2 separate regions of the Homo sapiens genome follow, and region 1 is linked to region 2. Evidence: chromatin contacts called from ENCODE Hi-C data. All regions are on one chromosome and are shown on one strand. Each heading gives the region's core, a stretch centred on a gene start or an enhancer-like site at or near the end of the contact. The rest is flanking DNA. Distances are from core to core; before and after follow the strand shown. Region 1 overlaps RGS5 (regulator of G protein signaling 5). Region 2 overlaps NOS1AP (nitric oxide synthase 1 adaptor protein).

What was found. A loop is a pair of places that touch in the nucleus more often than their neighbours do. Pooled maps may share reads with other maps.
Region 1: a loop to region 2 is called in a map with no recorded cell type, with 6 times the contacts of the local background. The contact joins two enhancer-like sites. A Hi-C loop is called at or near these places in 9 of 37 single-sample maps with no recorded cell type and 10 of 50 pooled maps.

Annotation. Positions count from the first base shown.
Region 1 is chr1:163,173,586-163,176,335 of GRCh38, reverse strand. The region is part of intron 1 of RGS5 (regulator of G protein signaling 5); the gene reads left to right. The region is part of intron 2 of RGS5-AS1 (RGS5 antisense RNA 1); the gene reads right to left. Among named protein-coding and RNA genes, the nearest start is that of RGS5-AS1, 13 kb to the right of the region's middle. Within about 2 kb of position 1,360, at least 9 of the 41 ENCODE cell types and tissues checked have a DNase peak (open chromatin) inside an H3K27ac peak, as active enhancers do.
Region 2 is chr1:162,348,532-162,351,231 of GRCh38, reverse strand. All of the region lies in intron 6 of NOS1AP (nitric oxide synthase 1 adaptor protein), which reads right to left. Among named protein-coding and RNA genes, the nearest start is that of MIR556, 7.3 kb to the right of the region's middle. Within about 2 kb of position 1,316, at least 9 of the 41 ENCODE cell types and tissues checked have a DNase peak (open chromatin) inside an H3K27ac peak, as active enhancers do.

The DNA of each region.
Region 1 (2,750 bases), core at 111-2,610, 830 kb before region 2:
CAGGCTTTTCTCTGTCCACCATGGTCCTAAGAAATTAAGTCAGCTTATTTAAACAAGAACCCTGGGAGACTTCCTAGTCTGTTACTGCAGGTTACTTGTGATGGTCCCTTACTGAAAATGAGCTAACCTGGGGTAGCTGAGGTAACAGCTTGAACATAAAAATGAAAAGAGTTGTTATTAAGACAATCTGCTGAAGGGAAACGTTAGAACATATCAAGAGTTGAAAGGGTATAATAGATAAACGTGCTTTCTGTGAATATATTTGACACAAATGACATTGTCAGTTCCATCTTTTCAGCCATCTTATAGTTTGAAGGGGCTTATTATGTAATTAATCACTAATATGAGTGAAAGCCTAAAACACTGCTAGGGAATGATTCACTTGTGTTTAGAAACAGAGCTTTCATTTCTGAAGTCATATCATAACACATTAATACTACTACTACTATATATTCCTTAGCATTTTCTTCACCTTTTTATCATTTGGAGCACCCGAGGAGTATTTCATATTAACTAACCATAGAGTCATTTTCCATCATGTATCATATATTAATTATATAAATCAAGTAAGAAAATAAATACATGTTTTAACATGATATCACACTATTACTAAACTTCTCTTTCATATGCTGTTAAAGCACAAGCAATGAGTGAATTTTCTGTAGTTCAAACTGAAGTAGGTAAATTCAGAAATAGGGTAGATGGTAGATGCCAAAATGATAGATTCTTTCCACCACAATCACCCGGCACTGCCTTTCTCTGCAGTTAAGAGTCCATCTTGATTTTAGGGGCCATGCTGAGGATCCTGGCAAGTTGAGGATTTCAGCCCCAGAACTGAGCCGACTTTCCACTAGCATATTCTTATACTCCCGCTAAGGGTTTTCAAGATCATCCATTACCCTGTCTCGGAGCCACCTACAAGGAGCAAACTCCACTGATATGAAGTTTTAAATGAGCAGCCAGGAAGAAAGCTGTTCCAGCTTTCAGCAAAATGCATTCTCCCTCTTGATAGGCCCGCGCAGGGACCCTCTGGGCCCTCTTCCCTCTGTCAGTCTCTGCTGGGTTCTACCTCTCAGATTAGTTCTCAGCTGCACGGAACTCAGAGGAGCTCCTCTCTCCTCTGGTCTCTAATCCGGCAAATGTCTTACTCTCGGCTGTGGACATTGACGGCTAGCGAGTGTTTTAGAAGCTTGTGTTTCTCTTTCCTGGGTATCTATTCCAGACATGTTCTTTTTAGTCCGTGGAAAGAAACCTCGTAGTGTTTCTTCAGAAGGAAGCAGCCTGGAACCAATCTGCTCTTTGCTCAGTTCTTTGCTAATGCTCACGCCTTCCCACAGCCAGCAGGGGGCATCTGCGACACGGATTTAAATTGCATTGAATTTAAATTGGATTATCCGATGTTAGGACACCTCTTTTGGAAATGTGTTGTAAAAATCTTGCCTTATGCTTCTCAACTCTCCTCCCTCTCTTCTTCCTTCTCGCTGTTCCTGACATATGTCTGGCGTCTACAGCGAAACCTGTTTGTGATTGCCGAAAGCCTTTCAACCACAGGAATAGCCTATGCCCCAGGGCTACTTCTGTTTCTTTTAAATCCTGAAAAATTATGGTCTTATAATTGATTCTTTTCAGATTGCTAGTGATTGCAATTATCCTCCCTGCCTCTTCTCATCAGCATATGTCCTATATAATATGAGGAACTAAATGCCCCACTTGACCATTCTCAATCTCTTTCAAGGACAGAAATTGAATTCACTTACTTTATAGTGCTTATAGTCATTTAATGGTGTTACCTCTGTCCAGTTAGCAAATTAGAGACATCTTAGTCCTCCGTGACTCATTCTAAGCTGCACTCCAATATTTCACCTACTCCACCCCAAAATGCAGCTTTACTATAACCTAGCAATTCAGTTCATTCATTCATTTGCTCATTCATCAATTTACATGGCAAATCTTTATTGAATGCTATTAAATGCCAGGCCCTGTGCTAAGTGCTGAAGCTGTAATTGTGAACTAAACAAATGTTCACTCTGCTCTTGGGGACCTGACACTTTAATGGGAGAGATAGACAATATTCGCATATACATATACATATGGAGATATAAATGCCAATTGAAAAATGCCATGAATGGAAAATTCAGAGGGCTCTGAGGATATATTAGGAGCAGTTTTTAGGTATATAATATCTCCCATTGCACATTGGGAAGTTAGGGCTCCTTGAGGTTACAGTCTATGTTTGTTTGTTTGTTTATTTATTTATTTAGAGATGGAGTCTTGCTCTGTTGTCCAGGCTGGAGTGCAGCGGCATGATCTTGGCTTACTGCAACCTCCACCTCCTGGGTTCAAGCAATTCTCTGCCTCAGCCTCCCGAGTAGTTGGGATTACAGGTGCCTGCCACCACGCTTGGCTAATTTTTTTTGTATTTTCAGTAGAGATGGGGTTTCACCATCTTGGCCAGGCTGGTCTTGAATGCGTGACCTCATGATCCACCCACCTCGGCCTCCTAAAGTGCTGGGATTACAGGCATGAGCCACTGTGCCAGGCCTACGTTCTTTTGTTTTTATACTCCACCTACCTTCATCAGTGATTGGAAAAATATCTGCTATACAGTTTACATATATGTGTTTTATATTCAATTGTTCCAAGTGTCTCTGAAGCGAGAAACAACTCTGTAACCCTTGAAACACCTAGTATAAGATTTTATATATAATTGGTTCTTCACACATTCTGGTGGAATATAATTGTATTTCTCA
Region 2 (2,700 bases), core at 67-2,566:
CACTTAGTATGCTTCAGGCACTGCACTAGTTTTATGTGTATGGGCTGAGTATCTCTATCTGAAATGCTTAGGACTACAGGTGTTTCAGATGTTAGAGTTGCCTATTTGCATATATATGAGATATCTTAGAGATGGGACCCATGTGTAAACATGAAATCCATTTATGTTTCATGTGTACCTTATATAGCCAAAGGTAATTTTACATAATTTTGTGCATGAAACAACATTTGTGTACATGAAACCATCAGAAAGCAAAGGTATCAAGAGTGGAATTTTCCACTTGCGGTGTCATGTCGGTGCTCAAAAAGTTACCGATCTTGGAGCATTTCAGATTTTGGATTTTCAGATTAAGGATGCTCAACCTGTATTAACTGATTTATCATCATAACTAAGAGGTAGTTACCAGGAATTGCGGGGAAGGGAGAGATGTAGGTCAAAGGATACAAAGTTGCAGGTATGTAGGATGAATAAGGCCAGAACTCTAATGTACGACACGAGGATTCTAGTTAATAATATCATATTCACAATCTTTGCTAAGAGAGTAGATGTTAGGTGCTTTTCTCACATTAAATAAAAAAAGTTTTATTTTCAAAAAAGGTCTATTTTGCCAAAAGGCTCCAAGCCCTTTCCCATGTTGGACTGTCTGCAGCTGGGGGAGGAGGGTCACCTCCAGGGGAACAGGGTCTCACCCAGGAAACCCTCTCCAGAAGGAGTCAGAGAAGCAGTATAGGGCACAACAGGGCAAGTGCCACAGGGGCAGTGGCTCCACCTGGCTTGGAGTCCCAGGGATGGCCAAGGGCAGCTGCTGCCAAATGATACAAAAGACAAAACTCCCCCAGGGAGGGAACAGTAGTAAGAACAGGGAAGAAAGAAAGACAGGCACAAAGAGGGAGAGAGGGAAGAGGCACACAATGAAAGTGAGCAACATCATTGAAAGCACTGCTGAAAACGATGAAAAGACATGACAAGACAGCACTTTCCAGCTCCTCAGAGTAAACATGTTTTTTCTGCACAACGGAGGGCCTGCTGACGTGTCAGGTGGGGCAGCTCCACTGGAAAGATAAACATTGCACTAAATGAAAAGCTCCCAAACATGAAGGTGAGATTCTCGTAAAAAAAACAACAGCCAACAGTTCAACTCTGGGCGCTCAAGGTGTGCCATTAGGCAACAATCTTAGTAGAGTCAAAAATGCTCTGGGAGAAGCATTTACAGTAAGAAGAAACACATTCCTAGCAGTTTATAGACAGTGAAAACGTGTGTGGGGCTGTAAAAAGGAAGTGACTAATGGGCTAGGCAGTAAACAGCCTTCCTTGATAAGAAAACATTTCCAATCCCAGAACCAAATGCTAATTCCAAATGCTCAGACTCAAAGTATGGTTTAGCTTCATGGCCTCGGCACTACACAATAACCAGAGGGCGTCCAGTTAATCATTTCACTTGGACCCGTCATAAAATCAGTACTGGAGAGGCCTTGTCTAGCTCCCTCACTGTACAGATGAGGTCATGTATTCTGGAGTCTGCATTGGAAAACTTAATAAACAGTGGGTACTTATAACATTAGAAAACTCGATAAACAGTGGGTACTTACGGAGAGCATATTATATGCTAGGCATTATGCTGCTTTACATACATTCTCTCACAATACCAGAGAGATGAGAAAACGAAGCTCCAGAGAGAGCATGAAATTTGCCAAGGATTAGCCAGCTGAAAGGTGGTAGAGTCAGGATTCAAGTCCCAGTGGTTCCAGTGCTGGAACCCAAACCCTCAGTGGCTCCTCTAGCCCATGGCTCCAACTCTCTCTCCATCATGCCATTCTGTCTCTTCATTTCTGTGGTTGTTAATTTTATGTGTCAACTGGGCTAGGCCACTACCATACCAAGGTATTTGGTCAAACATTATTCTAGATGTTGCTGTGAAGGTATTTTTTTAAGTGAGATTAACATTTAAATCAGTAGACTCTGAGCCAAGCCGATTACTCCCCCATAAGGTGGGAAGACCTCATCCAATCAGTTGAAGGTCTTTTTTTTTTTTTCCCCTTTTTTGGAGTTGGAGTTTCGCTCTTGTTGCCCAGGCTGGAGTGTAATGGTGCGATCTCGGCTCACCACAACCTCCACCTCCCGGGTTCAAGCAATTCTCCTACCTCAGCCTCCCCAGTAGCTGGGATTACAGGCATGCGCCACCACACCCAGCTAATTTTTTGTATTTTTAGTAGAGATGGGGTTTCTTCATGTTGGTCAGGCTGGTCTTGAACTCCCGACCTCAGGTGATCTGCCCGCCTTGGCCTCCCAAAGTGCTGGGATTACAGGCATGAGCCACTGCGCCCGGCAAAGTTGAAGGTCTTAATAGAGCAAAGGCCGACCTACCTGGAGGAAGAGAGAATTCTGCCATATAGGCCCATGAGCCATCTCTGTCTTTCTCTTTCTTTATATGTCCCTAACACAATTTCCATCACCCCACAGGTCCTCTCCTCACCTACACGAGCAGGGGAGAGCCCTTGCTGCCTCCCTTTATATTATTTAACATATCCAGCCCATGCTTGATCTCCTTGCAGAGACTCAGTGCTCTGTTGGACATCTTAAACCTTGAAGAAACTATCCTGGGCCTGATGGGCTTTTTTAGAATGGACCCAGGCGTTTCTTCACATAGAATATCAATTCCATTTTTCTTAGGAAGAGTGGTATACGGAAGCCAAGCAGCTG